Regions from separate parts of the Homo sapiens genome. Here region 1 is linked to region 2. Evidence: chromatin loops called from intact Hi-C (ENCODE). Cell type or tissue: mammary epithelial cell. All regions are shown on one strand. Links, peaks and the distances in the headings refer to the core of each region. The heading gives the core; the rest is flanking DNA.

What was found. A loop is a pair of places that touch in the nucleus more often than their neighbours do. Peaks named below come from ENCODE experiments on the same cell type or tissue, not always from the same donor. Only the 100,000 strongest peaks of a DNase experiment are listed, where the experiment ranks them.
Region 1: it touches region 2 in a loop (13-fold over the local background); 1 of 110 quality-filtered maps calls a loop at or near these places.

What each region holds. Positions count from the first base shown.
Region 1 is chr13:82,650,802-82,659,042 of GRCh38, reverse strand. It overlaps LOC124903242 (a long non-coding RNA gene), which reads right to left and starts at 3,653. Exons shown (of 2, transcript XR_007063928.1): 1 at 3,058-3,653. In mammary epithelial cell, for the core only: no CTCF peak of the experiment used is centred there; a DNase peak (open chromatin) is centred at 3,982.
Region 2 is chr13:82,753,488-82,761,728 of GRCh38, reverse strand. No RefSeq gene overlaps it. Among named protein-coding and RNA genes, the nearest start is that of SLITRK1, 1.1 Mb to the left of the region's middle. In mammary epithelial cell, for the core only: a CTCF peak has its summit at 3,491 (motif pointing right); no DNase peak of the experiment used is centred there.

The sequences.
Region 1 (8,241 bases), core at 1,593-6,592, 100 kb after region 2:
GTTGTATGAAACATAATACATATGTCAGTATTTTTCCCTAGCCTAATAGCTGAACTGTACTTATTGCTGATTTTTTCAGACTGTTTGCTGCTGCTTGCATCTCCTCCTTTCAAACATAAGGGTAATGTATATTTGAGAAATGTACAAGACTTTTTTGTCTAAGAAAAAAGGGAAAATCGAACTCTTTCTCCAAAAGAAAACAAAAACATTGGCATCAGAAAATAACATGTTGCTGTGACTACATATTCAAATTGGAAACGAAGTTATCAGCTTATTCTGGTACTGCAATCAAAATGAATATAAAGAAATTACACACATTCTAATAGCTTCAGTGTCCTCTACGTACATTTTATGCAGTATGAGCAATTTTTTCTGATTACTTTTTTCCCATTGTAAAAATTTATGTGAGAAAAAAAAACAACTTGCTCTTACTATAAAAATCAAAATAGAGAAATAGTAAAACTTAGTGGGAAACTTATGTCTTTTGAGGACAGACAGACTTGATCTTGACTCATATGTGGACCAATCTTGAGGTAGTGACCTTGGGCTAGTAATTAAACCTCTTTGAATTTTATTTTTCTCATCTATTACATTGGGCTAGTAATACCTACATCTTACAGCTATAGTGAAGTATTGTGAGGATTAAATGTGTTGAACTTGCTTGGTATGCCTGATAGATTTAATGTGGATGAATGCTACTTAACATGATTAATATTTCTTTGCTACTATGTACATAAGTTAGTACTTGGAACATGGTAAGCATTTAGGATATTGTAGAAATTAGGTTGTGATAAACTCACTTTTGCTCAATTTCAATATATTTTTAAAATTAGACGTGTTAGTACAGAGATTCATAAGGAGATGTGTCATTCATTTTTCATAGAGTGGTTGAATGACAACTAACTGCTATTTCATTATTTATTTGAATATACAGCATAATATTATATATATCTTGTAGCGTATAAATCTAATCATGTTACCAACCTTCTTAGAAGCCTAAAAAGATATTTTACTGCCTATTTTAAACGAAAAATAAAATTCTGCGCCCCTCAATCAATTGAATGGACCCCCTTCTTTACCAAGGAGACCCCAAAGATACCTGAAAAACTAGTTCAGGCCATGATGGAAATGGAGGGTTGGACATGCCTCATTATGCCCTTCTCCCTTTGGAGTTGTGGAAAGAAAATAAATCTCGGTACCCTAACATCACTAACCCGGTGAAAAATGTCAGACTGGGTACTGCTTCGGGCAAACCTGCCTCTCTTTCTATTCCTAAATAAGATAGCTACAAAAAAGCTACATATCTCCCTACAATTTGCCCACAAGGAAATTCCTTGTGGACAAAGGACAAGCAGAACACAAAGTCATCCCTATGCTCACATGAGACAAATGCATACCCAATTGCTTCCTTTGTTCCACTGTTTCACTAAGCCAGACAAAAGCACAAGTGACTATTTCTGTAAATTGTATATTCAGTGAAAAGTTAATCAGAAACTCAAAATAATGGAACAATTTGCCTCTTATCTACCTATGAGCTGGAAGCCCCTTCCCCACTTTGAATTGTCCTGCCTTTCAGACCAAACCAATGTACATCTTACATATATTGATTGATGTCTCATGACCCCTAAAATGTATAAAACCAATCTGTAACCTGTCCACCTCGGGCACATATTGTCAGGACCTCCTGAGGCTGTGTCTCAGGCACATCCTTAAGCTTGGCAAAATAAACTTTCTAAATTGATTGAGACTTGTCTGAAGTACTTTTTGGTTTACAGAGTTTACACACAACTGACCAGCATTAACATTAAAACAAATCATGAAATCCACCTATGGATCCTCCTATGACCTGAAAGCCCCAACTTCCAGATGTCTGGTCTTTCTGGGCCAAATCATTATTTATCTTACATGTATGGATTTGTGTCTTTGGCTGTAGCTTCTGTCTCTCTAAAATGTATAAAACAAAGCTGTAACCCAGCCACCTTGGGCACATACTCTCAGACTTGGACCTCCTGAGGCCGTGTCATGAGCCATGGTCTTTAACCTTGGCAAAGTTAACCTTTAAATTCATTGGGATGAATCCCAACTTTTGGTTATACTATGGAATAAAAACCAAATGCTTAAGTATTAAATGCCATGTTTTTCATTCTTTGTCCCATATAATTTTATTTAGTCATATTTATATCTTTCATTTACTTAGTCTTTATTATTTTTGTTCCTTCCTTCATTCATTTATTTTTTGAATTTAAATATACCTGAAGTTATTGTAAATTATATATATGATATAATGCAGCAAAGCATAACATTCTCTTCTCACACCTTCATTGCTACTTCCCAGAAGAGACAAATACTATAAGTTTGTTATATACTCTTTCGGAACCTTGACTTTATTTATGGAGTCAGAAAATATCTTAAAATGTTAATTTTAGTTATTTATTTTCCATACTTCCTTATATATGCTCCTCATAACCTAAGTGTCCACAATGCAAAGACGTCAGTTATAGCAGGAAACTAGTAAATGACCTTTAACTATTTTTGTTTTTCTCATTCAATATAATTTCTTGAAGCCCTCAACAGAAAAAAAAATACAAATCATTTAACTTAGAGGGACATCTTTCATTTTTTTTCATTTGGCTGGTTGGGAGAGAGGCATCTCTTAATAATCAGACAAGAGGTGAGATATGGTATATGGGCCTTAATCTCATAATAATAAACTTATACCAGTTAATGTGGTATTTGGTAAATATTCTGTTTTGATTTATCTGAAGCACCTGGTAAGATTGCACTTCCAATCTACCTTGTAGGTTTATGGGATTTTGTGGCAAATGCTGGGCAAGGAACTGAATGTGCTGATGGAATAGTTCTTTTTGAAGCCAGCATCTTTAAATAATTAATGCCAATATTGACAGTGACACGAGACAGACACACTCCTAGGCAAACAGGGATGAGTCCCTGGTGAAACCCGACCTTCAAGCCGAAGACAGTTTAAAGCCTGAAAACCGAGCTGCTAGTTCCAGATAGAGTTCATGATCAGAGTTAGAAGTTCTATCCCCAGCTTACCTTCTCTCTCTTGATTGGTTCCTTCCGGATGATGCTTTTTAACCAATTGGATGGTGATTTTTTCAAAGAACACCTATGGACCAATCAGCACACATTCTCCCATTGTAAACCCAGACAAGCCCAGACTCAGCCTCACAGATGACAACCCACTTTCAGGGTCCCTTTTCACAGTTGAGGGCTTTCCTTCTGTCGCTCAATAAAATTCTTCTCTGCCTTACTTACTCTCCAGTGTCCACACACCTTATTCCTCTTGGTCACAGGACAAGAACTTGGAACTCACTCAGCTGTGGGCGGCTGGAATGAAAGAGCTATAACACATTCCTGCTCACCGGACTACAGGAGAAAGACAGCTATAACACGCTCCCACTGGCTGAGCTACGAGAGTAAAGAGCTGCAACTTTTCTTGGGGCCCAAACCTTGGGACTCCCCAAGCAAGAGCTGTAACACCACTTGGGGCTCCGCGATTGCTGGCATCTCTGAGGTTTTGGGCACCACCAACCTTCGCCTATTCTAGACGCCTGCGCCCTATACAGAAGCCACTCACAGCACGCCTGATTCAGGCTCAAGCTGAGCATAGAGCCAAGGCAGTCATGGGATCCGGGCCAGGGAGTGAACTGAGTGCAGGCTGCTGGGCTGAGCAGGCAGAGCGAGTCCAGCTGGCCCTAGAAAGGCCAGGCCAGAGGCAGCCGTGGCCACAGAGATTTCCAGGCAGTGCTGGCCACAGAGATTCCCAGCTGGCAAAGTGGCACCAAAGGAATCCTGTAACAATATGAGACCCACCATAGTCACCTTTTCTTTTTTTTCTTTTTCTTTTATTTTCTTTTTATCTGCCAGGACAATTGGGCATAATACAGATGAAGGCGTTCTATCGTTTTTTTATTACAGGGTAATGATGACACAGAAGTGTCAGCTGACCAACAATGAAAACACAGCCAGAGCAGGAAATAAACCTTTGTGGCAAGTGACTGCATTTTGTTGTTATTACAGAAGTATTGCCTAATAACTTCCAGCTAAAACAATATTGCAGATATGATTCTTTTGATTTATGACTTTTGCCTGAATGATATTATAGTTGAAAATAATTCAGTTGGGGGACATGTGCACTGATTATGTAAAAAGCAAGTTGTGTATAGAAATCTTGTTTTGTTACATAATAGTTGTATAAAATGAGAAAACTCTAAAAGTTTTCTTATATTGTGCTCAGTTTCATAATTGTAAATAAATGATGTTTTTCACAATGTTATTGTTATGATGATGGAAGATAATTAATTATTCTCTTGTATATAGAAACACCTAACCACATTAGGCAATACAGTAATGCCTATTGAATATGTCAGAATAAATACTTATTTGTCATCAAAACTCTATTTGAATAAATATGGCCAATCATGAAACAGATAAATTGAAATATCACGAATATTACTGCATAAAATATTTGTTACATATTTCATCCTGTTTTTCCACACAGGTATAAACTAATAAAAATCTGGCACAGTCAATACATTTTTTTCAAATGTTAAAGCATTTATTTATCCTTGTAGAACATTTGAATATACAGTTTCTTCTCATTTCCTCAGTTCTTCACTATGATGCATTTACAAAACAATTACTGTCAAAAGCTTCATCTGACAAGAGTGACTTGGAGTGGTAGAAATCTGCTACAATATTTATTTAATGATCTCTCACGCCTACTCAGAGCAAGTGTTCTGGAATATTCCAGCACTTGCTTTTGAATCTCCCAAACTGAGGTCTGACACTTATTAATGAGTTATTTTATGAATGAATTTTTAATGAGATTTCTAATGAATTATTTATTTTCTGAATCTGTATTTTTCACATAGGAAATGAAGAAAAAATTCACTATTTCCCTTAATGTGTGTTAGTTACAAAACTGTCATCTAATAGGTCTTAATTTATCTGTACTCTATAAGTTGCAAAAAGCAATCTTTATTTTCTATATAGTATTGCTTACATCAGTCATTCAATTAATGTAGCAATTGCTATTCCTCATTGGCTGATGCTGTCTCAGTTTTAATACTGAAACTCCCAGAAACCAAAGAAATTTCTATAGCTCAGTACACTAAATAAGTATCAATAGATATTACATATTCTTTTCTTTAAGAAGCCTTAATTTCACATATATACGTGGCAATGTACTGACTGAATTTTATCTATTAGGCTTTTGCATGCGGCCCCTCATTCTGATAGCAAAATAATAATTTACTTTAACTTAAACCTGAGACTATTCTTATTATTACTGCTTTTCCTAATTTTCAGGATCATTCTTTCGAAAACTTGATTTATGATTGGAAGAGGAGCCCACATTATGAATTAATTATTCATGTTTGAGAAAACACATTTTGAAAGTGTTTATTTTTAGGCTAAGAGAAGTCAATTTACAAATAATAATATTTTTAATTGATTTTGAGCCTCTTTGCCTGGGGTGGGCTCTGGGAAGAAGTACTTTCAGAAATGCTCAATTGATTTTTATTATTATGCAAATTTGAGAAACTATGCCCAAGAAGATAATCATATTTTAATTTGTAACAAATACAACTATATTATTTATTTGCCATAAAAGTGTCATAAGAGAAATGTTGCCATTGTTTAAAACACTACTTAGTGATAAAGAAGAACAAAATTTTGTCATTAGCTGCAATATGGATTAGCTTGTGGGCTGTTAAGTGAAATAAGACAGGCACACAAAGATAAGTATCACATGTCCTCTCTCCTATGTGGAAGCTCAAAGAGTTGATCTCACAGTAGTAGAGAGTAAAATAGTGGTTACTAGAGGCTAGGAAGGGAAGGGTATGTCGGGGATAGCTAGAGATTTGTTAATGGGTGTAAAAGTACAGCTACATAGCAGAAGTAAGTTCTCGTGTTCCATAGCACTATTTAGTGACTGTAATAAACAACAACCAATAGTATATTTTCAAATGGAAGAGCAGATTTGAATATTCTCAACATAAAGAAATAATAAATGTTTGAAGTGATGGATTGCTAATTACTCTGATTTGATTGATACACATTGCATGTAGGTTTTGAAATATCACCTTGTACCTCATAAACATGTACTATTATTATGTGTCAATTAAAAATAATTTTTAAAAAGTTGTCAGTGTAATACATTAAAGATGTTTGTCTACTCCTATAAATGCTTCTGAAAGAACATAAGAAAATGTATAGATTGTTATATTGGTCCTTTTATATCCTTTTGAAAACACAATAGAACTTCTTTGCATTTATAAAATAATAAAACAAATGTGAACATATATACATTTCTGCTATTTTCATTTGATTCATATCAATGTTGAGGAGAACTCATAAATTTGTACATGACTTTTTGCCCCATGTCTTGAACACTAATACATGATTTAAATTGGTATAAAAATGCAACTTATTTAAATAAATAAACACTAAAAATAAGCTCTCTACAGTTTCATCATTTCCATTGATATATCCGAAAAAACACATATATGCCTTTTAGATTTGTTCTTTGTATGCTGAATATTATAGAGTGAATATGAGGCTTTGTTTTGGAAGGGATGGGAGGTTTCCTGGTCTCTGGGACTTGCAGTGTTAAAATAAAGACAGTACTGGCCAAGATATATAAGTAAATATGTTTTTAAAAATCTTATGTAAAAATGAAACTGATATATCTTATGAAGTGTGATAGTAGGCAAGATGCTTTAGGCAAACACATTGATACTTGTAACCTCAAATTTCTCAAGGTTTATTAATACAAAGTTTTATTCACTAAAAAACTTTCCCTTACTTTGTCTTTCTCTCTCCTGTTCACATACACACAAAAATTTCTTCTGGAATAATTAATTCATAGTTCCAGTATATCTAGTGAATTTATTTGAAATAGATCAATAAGGAAGAATTTCTTAAACAAAATAAAGGTATATTTAGTTCTTTATGTGAACAAATTCCCCTAGGGCAATTTCACTTTCATAAATTTTGGGTAAAGTGTTTAAACTGTTGCATAAATTGATATCTTTTACTTTCCTCCCAGTCTCATTTTAATCCACATATTGCAAATTCAGTGCTCCTAACAAATGAGATACATTTTCTGCCTCCTAAATATCAATGGTCTTTTTAATAAATAATTTACATTTCTTGCATATGCTCTTGATATTTTGCTCTGATGCTTTATATTATTGCCGGTGAACTAGAACAGTTATTATAAATATAGTACTAATGAATAAGTCCATTGAAAACACTTTCTATCAAAGTGAAACATAAAATTTATGTATGTTATATGCCTGTTAACTGAAAACTTCCTAAAAGGCATCAGAAAAAAACTGTTAAATAGTTATTTGTATTAGTCAAATATTTTATACAGCAGAAAACCACAGAGACTGTGTTAGTGGTATCTCAAATGGAGACCCAGAAGGAGGATAATGATAAAATCTTAGGGCCTAGAGTAAGACATTTTAGGACGGCTCTTGCAAAGCAAAAGACTGAGTGATATTGCACAGACTTTTATGGCAGTTTTCTTTCTTTCTGTTTTTTTTTTTTTTGTTGTTGTTGTTTGTTGTTTGTTCTAAAGATGACACATTGAAGCAAAAATCTTCAAGCAAGTCTTGATAAACAAGCTATTATTAGCATTATTAAGAAAGCTATTTGAGGGAGTTCACAGTTGCAACTTTGATCAGCATTTTTTCCCCCTGAAACACAGTAGCTAAGGTATTTCTGGTCATCGGCAGTATTTAACACAGGAAAATTAAGCATCCATGGTTCCAGTATGGTTTAACAAAGAGACAGAAACAAATGTTGCTTTAATTTTCTTGGGTGTAATGGTTATAATTTTATGTGTGGCCTTTTTCCTAGTATCTATTGACTTAATATAGAATAGCAGTGTAGACTAATGTTTGAATATTTCTGTTATCCAGTCCAAAGCAATGTATTTGAATCCCAACAATGACACAAAGATTTGTACCCATGGCAAGTTACTTAACTCTTTAAGATCCTCTCTACTATTCTGAAAACATTTTCTTCAGTAAAAAAAAGATTAACTAAAATATTGCATATATATTCTTAATGTAGACCATGAAACATGGTAAGTGCTTTAAGTATTAGATAATAATATATAAATAATATTTCTAAATTTATTGTAAAATTATTAGTATTATTAGCATAGGCTGTAGTACATGGTAAGTGTCTATTACTAGGTTATAT
Region 2 (8,241 bases), core at 1,152-6,151:
ATGTCATTTACAATTTCTTTCATATTGCAGTTCTCCTCATAGAGATCTTTTACCTTCTTGGTTAAATATATTTCTAGATATTTTTGTGGCTATTGTAAAAAGGATACAGTTTTGATTTGGTTTTCAGCTTGAACATCATTGGTGTGAAGAAACACTACTGATTTTTGTACCTTCATTTTGTATTCTGAAACTTTACTTGGTGTGTCTATCAAGACTATGAGTATTTTAGAGGAATCCTAAGGGTTTGCCAGGTTTATGATCATGTCATAAGTGAACAGAGGTAATTAAACTTCCTCTTTTCCTATTCGGATGCCTTTTATTTATTTATCTTACCTGATTACTCAAGATAAAACTTCCAGTACTATGTTTAATAGGAGTGGTGAGAATGGGCATCCTTGCGTTGTTCCAGTTCTTAAGGGAAATTCTTCCAGCTGTTGCCCATTCAGCATGATGTTGGCTGTGGGTTTGTCATAGCTGCCTCATTATTTTGAGATATGTTCCTTTGAAGCCTAGTTTGTTTAGAATTTTTATCATCAAGAGATGTTGTACTTTATTTAATGCCATTTCTGCATCTATTGAGATGGTTATATGGTTTTTGTTCTTAATACTGATTAGGTGGTGAATCACATTTATTAAGTTGTATGTGATCAACTATCTTTGCATTCACGGAATAAAATCCACTTGATCCTGATCAATTATCTTTTTGATGTGCTGTTGGAGAGGATTTGCTAGTAATTTGTTGAGGATTTTTGCATCTGTGTTGTATTAGTCCTTTTTCATACTGCTATAAAGAAATATCTAAGATTGAAAAGGAAAGTTTCCATCTCCCTCCCTCAACCCATGGGGATTACAGGTTCCTGTCTTGACACTTGGGGATTACAGTTCAAGATGAGATTCGAGTGGGGACAGAGAGCCAACCATATCATATGTTCATTTATTGTTGTGTTCTTGCCTGATTTTGATATCAGGGTGATAGTGGTTTCATATGAGTTAGCGGGGAGTCCCATCTCGATTTTTTGAAATAGTTTCGGTAAGATTGATACCAGCTCCTTGTTGTATGTCTGGTAAAATACATCTGTGAATTCATCTTTCCTGGGCTTTTTTTGTTAAAAAAATTTATTACTTATTCAATTTCATTATGCATTATCAGTCTTTTTAGGATGTCTATTTCTTCCTGGTTAAGTCATAGGAGGTTATGTAATTCCAGAAATATATTCATTTCCTCTAGTTTTCCTAGTTTGTGTGTATGGGAGAGGTCATGGCAGTCTCACAATTTTTTTTTTCCTGAGGTATCAGTTGTAATATCTCCTTTCTTATCTCTGATTGTTGTTATTTGAATCTTTTTCTGGTTAATCTAGCTATCAGTCAGTAAATTTTATTTACTCTTTCAGAAAAACAAATTTTTGTTTTATAGTTCCATTATATCTTCTTCCATTGTCTCAGGCACATTTAGTTCTTCTCTAAGGGATTTGGATTATTTGTTTTTCCAGTTCCTTGAGGTTCAACATTAGATGATTAATTTGAGATTCCTGTGTCCTTTTGGTGTGGCCATTTAATGCTATAAACTTACCTCTTAACACTGAGTTTGCTGCATCCCTGAGGTTTTGGTGTGTTGTGACTCTATTTTTATTTATTTTGAAAAATATATTGATTTCTGCCTCAATTTTGTTGTTTTCTAAAAGGTCATTCAGGAGCAAGTTGTTTAGATTCCATGTACTTACGCAGTATTGTGAGTTCCTCTTAATATTTATTTCTTTTTTTTTTTTTTTTTTTTTTTTTTTTTGAGACGGAGTCTCGCTCTGTCGCCCAGGCCAGACTGCGGACTGCAGTGGCGCAATCTCGGCTCACTGCAAGCTCCGCTTCCCGGGTTCACGCCATTCTCCTGCCTCAGCCTCCCGAGTAGCTGGGACTACAGGCGCCCGCCACCGCGCCCGGCTAATTTTTTGTATTTTTAGTAGAGACGGGGTTTCACCTTGTTAGCCAGGATGGTCTCGATCTCCTGACCTCATGATCCACCCGCCTCGGCCTCCCAAAGTGCTGGGATTACAGGCGTGAGCCACCGCGCCTGGCCTTAATATTTATTTCTAATTTTATTCCACTCTGGTCTGAGAATATACTTGACATGCATTTAATTTTTTAAATTTATTGAAACTTGCTTTATGGTCAAGTATATGGTTGATTTCAGAGCATGTTCCATGTGAAGGTGAGAAGAATGTATATTCTTCAGCTGTTGGATAAAGCATTTTGTCATTGTTCATTATGTTCATTTGGTTTATAGTCCAGTGTAAGTCCAGAGTTTCCTTGATGATTTTCAGCCTTGAAGATCTGTCTAGTGATATCACTGGGTGATAAAGAGAATTCTGTCTTTCTGCTCTTATAATTTTTTGTTCACATCGACTTTGGATAGTCCTATGTATATATGCCTTGGTGAAGTTTTTCTTGCAAAGTATTTTCCAGGAGTTCACTGAGCTTCTTATATTTCAATGTTCAAATCTCTCCCAAACCCAGGAATTTTTTTTGAATTATTTCCTCAGATAGGGTTTCTATACTTTTTATTTATTTTTTTGAATTATTTCCTCAGATAGGGTTTCTATACTTTTTATTTATTCTTCTCTTTCTGGAATAGCTATAACTCATAGGTTTGCACATTTTATATAATCCCATATTTCTCAGATATTTCTTTTTTTTCTCTTTTTAAAAATTTTTCTCTGACTGGGTTAATTTGAAAGATCTGTCTTCCGCTCTGAAATTATTTCTTCCATTTGGTCTAGCCTATTATTAAAGCTTTCAGCCATATTTTGTAACTCCTTCAATAATTTGTTTTGTTTGTTTCCAGAATTGTATTTGTTTTGTTTTGTTTTGTTTTATGGTGTCTATCTCATTCTTTCCTGTCCTGAATGGCTTTCCTGATTTCTTTGTGTAGATTTTTAGTTTTCACTTAGATCTCATAGAGCTTCTTTAAAATTAATATTTTAAAATATTTGTCTGATATTTTTAAAATTTCAATTTGGTTAGAATTCAGTTTTTGGAGAGTTAATGTTCCCTTTCTGGAGTGCTGTATCACTGTTTTTTCAGATTTTCTTTTTTTGTTTTTTGTTTTTATGCCTTCTGATTTGTTTCTCTGTTTTTTTTTTCTTCATATTTGGATAAGCTACCTCTCCTTATGTTTTAATATTGCTTTTGTTTGAATAGTATTTTCCCCCACACCCCAATCCAATCCTAAGGAAGTATAACGTATGATGTTGTGTAGGGTCCATTGACTTTGGTTCTGGGTATTTTCCAAGGCAGTCAGTATAAGATCTTTGGTTATAGATAGCCTTTGTATAGTGGCTTCCCCAAATGCTGGTTGTAGTAGCAATGTGCTTGGAGTGTGAGCAGGCTGACTCCCTCCTGTGGGCCAGGATGGTGGAAGTCTTAGGAAACTGCTCCCCCAGTGCTTTGTGCCTCTGCCAAATTTCCTGTGTGTTGTGCTCTTTAACATCCAGGCCAGTAGGTGGCACTTATGGGTAAAAGCTGCTCCAGCCAATGTGGATGGATTTATACTGGATCCTACTTTGCTAAGGCAAACTTTCCCTGCCTCAGGCTGATCTCTGGAATGCGCAATGGACTGAGCTCCCTCCTTGCTCAGGCTTAGAGGAGGAGAGACCAAGAAGGGCAAAACCACACCAGCCAGGCCCACCTACAGTTTCCCCAATGGCAAGCACAAGCACCAGTTCCACGGGGGTATCCAGTGGGAGGCTGCCAAGTATCCAGAGGTGTTTGTAGAGATGGAGTTGTGTAACTTCCACTGCCTCAAGTACTGTGCATGGAAAGTAGTGATGTCTAAACTCCTAATCTAGAAGACTGTGTGCTCCAAATGTCTTGAGATATGTCTGGACATTGAGCAGAGAGAGCACTGGTGCACCAAGATTTTACACCTGAAGGGAGAGGTGGCTTAGAATGTTGTCAGGAAAGTGGGTGTGCCAGATATGTGGAAATATGACTTGGAAAGGAGTGGAGAAGTCATTGCTGCCATAAGATCATTGCGGTAGACAGGATGGGTGGATCAACTCCTACTCCAGGGGGACAGGTGCACCTCATGATGGATAATATGCCTGGGAAGAAGTAAACTGCTGGCACAACAAGATCTCTGCATAGGAAGGAAGGGGGGGGTGGCTCAAACTTCTAACCCACTGGAGTAGGTATGCCAAATGCCTGGACTTATGTCTGGGTGTGGAGCAGAGGGAGTATTACTATACCAAGCTTTTTTGTGTGTGTGGGAAGGGGATGACAGCTCAAGCTCCTATTCTAGGGAGCATGTGTACCAAAGGCCTGGAGATATGTCTGGGCATAGAGCAGAGAGTGTGCTCCCTTACCAAGGTCTTTGCACAGAAGGAAGAGCAGCTCAGGCTTTCCAGGTGAGTGTGCTGAGAGAGTGTGCAGAGAGTGTGCTGCTACACCAAGGTCTTTGCATAGCAAGAGGGGCAGCTCAGGCTCTCCAGGTGAGTGGGTGGCTGGAAGTATTCCCTGGAGAGGATTCAAAAAACTGCCACTGCAACAAGGTCTTTGCAGGAGAAAGGGGGGTAGCTTACGCTAATCCAGGAAAGGAGGTATTTTCATTGTCCCCCAGCAAGGAGGTGAGTACCCAGTGATGCAACAACATCTTTGCAGGAAAGAGGGAGCAGCCCAGGCAGCTAATCCAGGCAAGGGGGTGCAGCAAATACCTAGAAATATGCCAGGCATGGAGTGGAGGCTGCACTGCTTCACCACTTCATGAAGATCTCTGCACAAAACGGGTAGGGTGCCTTAGGTTGCTGACTTGGGCTAATGTGTACTCCAGATGTCTGGAGATTTCCCTGAGCATGGAGCAGAGAGGGCTCTGCTGCACCATGATCTGTGCCCAGAAAGGGTGGGTGGCTCAGGCTGCTGGTCCAGGCAAATGTGTACTCTAAATGCCAGATGTTCTGCCTGGGGCTAGAGTAGAGAGGGCCTCAGGCCTCCCCTCATGATCTCAGGGGAGCGGGCAGAGGCACCCAGCAATGACACATGCAGAAAAGTTTCGGGATACAAAACTCTCCCTGTCTTCAAGTCTTTCTGCTCAGGAGAAACCTCAGTTTCAACAACTCTCTTCCCACTCCAGTCTGTGATGGGAGATAGCCCAAGTCTATTGTCTAGTGCTGGGATGCTTTCCACACCTGCTACTCAATTCTGGCTGTAGGGGCCCTTCCACCCCTTTAGAGCAAGCACTTCAATCTCTGGCCTGAGATTATAATACCTGTGTGCCTGTCCTGCTGTGTCACCAGACATGACTGACTTTGCAAGAGCCTGGATTAAAAATGGAATCCTCCTCTCTGTTGCAGGTCTTGGAAAATGGCAGCAGATTTTCCCCATGTCTTTCCCTCTCAGCATGTCCAACCTCTTCCCAGGTTAGCTCCAAGACTTGAGAGAAGCAAAATGCTCTCCCTTGGCCTGGATTATACATGTCACTTAGTGGAAAGTTGAGTCACAATGGAAGACTCTCTGCCCTTCTCATGTACAGGAGGTTCAGTCATTTTTATTAGTCAGATGCCGTTAGAGAAGCTGCTTGCCCACCTCCTTCTCTGCAGGATCAGAGGTGTCCTTCACTATTGTGGTGAATTTCCATTTTCCTTCTTGAGTTAAAGCTCGCAGAATTTATCTTTATGCAGTATTTTGCTATTTCCAAGTGCCTGACACATGCTAAAAGCTTTTAATCTGCCATATTGGAAAAGAAAAAGAAAAAGAAAAAACTATATTTGGTGTTTTTATGAAGCAAAATTGTATTCATAATTACTTTTAATTTTATTAATTCTGTTTTTTAAAATTTCTTATTTTACCTCAAATCATCCTTCTGACATTTTCTTCTTCCTGAAGAATGTCTTTAGCACTTGTTATAGTAATTTCTACACGTTTTCTATTGTGTTTTATTCCAGGTTGACAGATTACTAAGGATACAATTGTAGGCTGATGTGATTTCTTTCACCCTTTTAAAAACAACTTTCCACTATCTTTCTAATTCCATGGTTAACTTCTGTAGAGCCTCTGATTAAACTCATCATCATATAGGCTATCTGCTTTCTTTCTCATTTATTTTCAATATCTCTTCTTCTACCCCTTTGGCATCCGTTATGGTGACGTACATACACACACACACACACACACACACACACACACACACACACACACACAGAGACACACACACATATATATATGTACTGTTTTGCTTGAGAGAAATTTTGCTTCCTGAATATAAGGGAGCCTGACTAATGAACATTCTTATAATGTTCTGTCATTATCTCTTTCAACATTGACTCTCAGGTTAGCTGTATTATATGTCCTCAATCCAGTTTTGATGTCTTGCACTGGCCTTTAAATTTCTATGTCTTTCTCTTATTGGAGTATACTTCAGATGATTATATTATGTGTGACTTAAAGTTTACTAGTTTATTTGCCATTAGTGTCTAATCTGATATTTAACTGAACTAGTAGACATTCAATCCTTATTATATTTTTTACATTTGAAGTTCCACTGGTTTTGATTTAAAGCTCTCAGATAAAATTTTATGTACTTTCTTTTTCTGAACATTAAGAAATATAGATTTTGTAGCTTATGTTGTGTTCTTCAAGTATCAAATGCTTTGGACGTAGGATGGTTGATTTTCATTTTGTTGTTTTTGCTGATTATGTCTCTTGGTGTCTCTCTTTCTCACAATTTTCTTGTATTTCCAGTTTTGGATTTGGGCTTGTGTTTAACTGAACTGAATCTATGAAAATATTGGAGGGCCTGGATTGCAGCACTGTTTCACTTGAGGATAATTAAATGTTATATGATGCCACCCAGGATTATAGACTTTAGTATGAATGCTCTTAGGGTTTCCCAGATAATTCCCATTTTAACTCCAACTCCAATGATGTCAGAACTATAGTTAACACTTCTCATGGAGGAAATTTTCTCTCTAAAATTGTTAAATCCAAGATTAACAAGTTAATCTGTATCATTATGCCATTCCTGATCTACCATTTTTTTGATATTGTAACCTGTCCTAATATCCAGCTTTGTAATTGAGTGTCAAATTTAAATACCCATCCTTCCTATGTGTTGTAATATATCTTTTGCCTTGTGTAACAAGTTTAATCTTTTTGATGTATGGTAATTTAATATGATAATGTGTAATTAAATACTCTCAGGGCTTCAGTGACAGAATCTTCGTATTCATACTAATTCCATTCTTCCACAATTGTTTTTGTTATTCCTGTATCTTCTTGTTAACATAACTGTACATTTAAAAGTTACTGCTGTTCAGAATCTGTGCTTTTTGTGTGTGTTTTGTGTGTGTCTGAGTGTGTGTGTTTGGGGAGATTTGTAGATTCCACATATCTAGTGAATAATAATGATGGCACTGAAATTTAAAAATCATGAAGGAACAGAGACACTTTAGGAGACTTTTATAACAATACTTATCAAAAACTAGCTAATAGTTCACTGTAGACACTTCTGGCACCATAAAAAGGCTTAGAGTCTTCCAAAGAAGAGGTAATTGGCTATAGTGAATTTAGACAAATAAGCAAAGATACACTTCAACTCACACTTCCCACTCCACACTCCCCCTTCCTAGGATTCATGAGAGTGGAAACCAATTATATGCAAGAGTAAAGACAGAAAATTGAAGGAAGCATAATTTTGGTACAAGCTGAAGCTATTTGAGACTAATGGGTTGTTTTCATATAGAGTCCAGAAAGGTGTATGGAATCTAAAAAAACAACTAAAATGTAGAATAATAAGTACTATTTTGTGGGAAACTTATTCCTGGTGTGTCAAGAAGACTTCCCAGAGAAAGTCTTACCAAAACTAAGGACTGACAGAGAAATACGAATTATTCAGGCAAAGAGGAGGAGTGTTTGAAGCATAAATACCAGTATCTTTGAAAGTCCACCTGAGAAAAGCTAAGAATGTTACTTGTTATTTATTTCTGTGTTTAATTTCTATTAGTTTTTAACATCAGGTTCCCAACTACTTTAAGAAATCTTTACTCACAATACCAGGCAATTTATCCTATGCCTTTGTTAGTTTCCTTATGGCCCAGGTACTGATGGAAGATAAAATCAAGAGGATTTCATGTTAATGAAAAGCAATGCAATTGGCTTCCTGTTTAGCGTAAATTCTCTGGAGGCATTATAACAACTGAAATGAAATCAGAAAGGATCCAGTGTCAGGAAAATAAACATTTTTGGTTTTAAATCCAT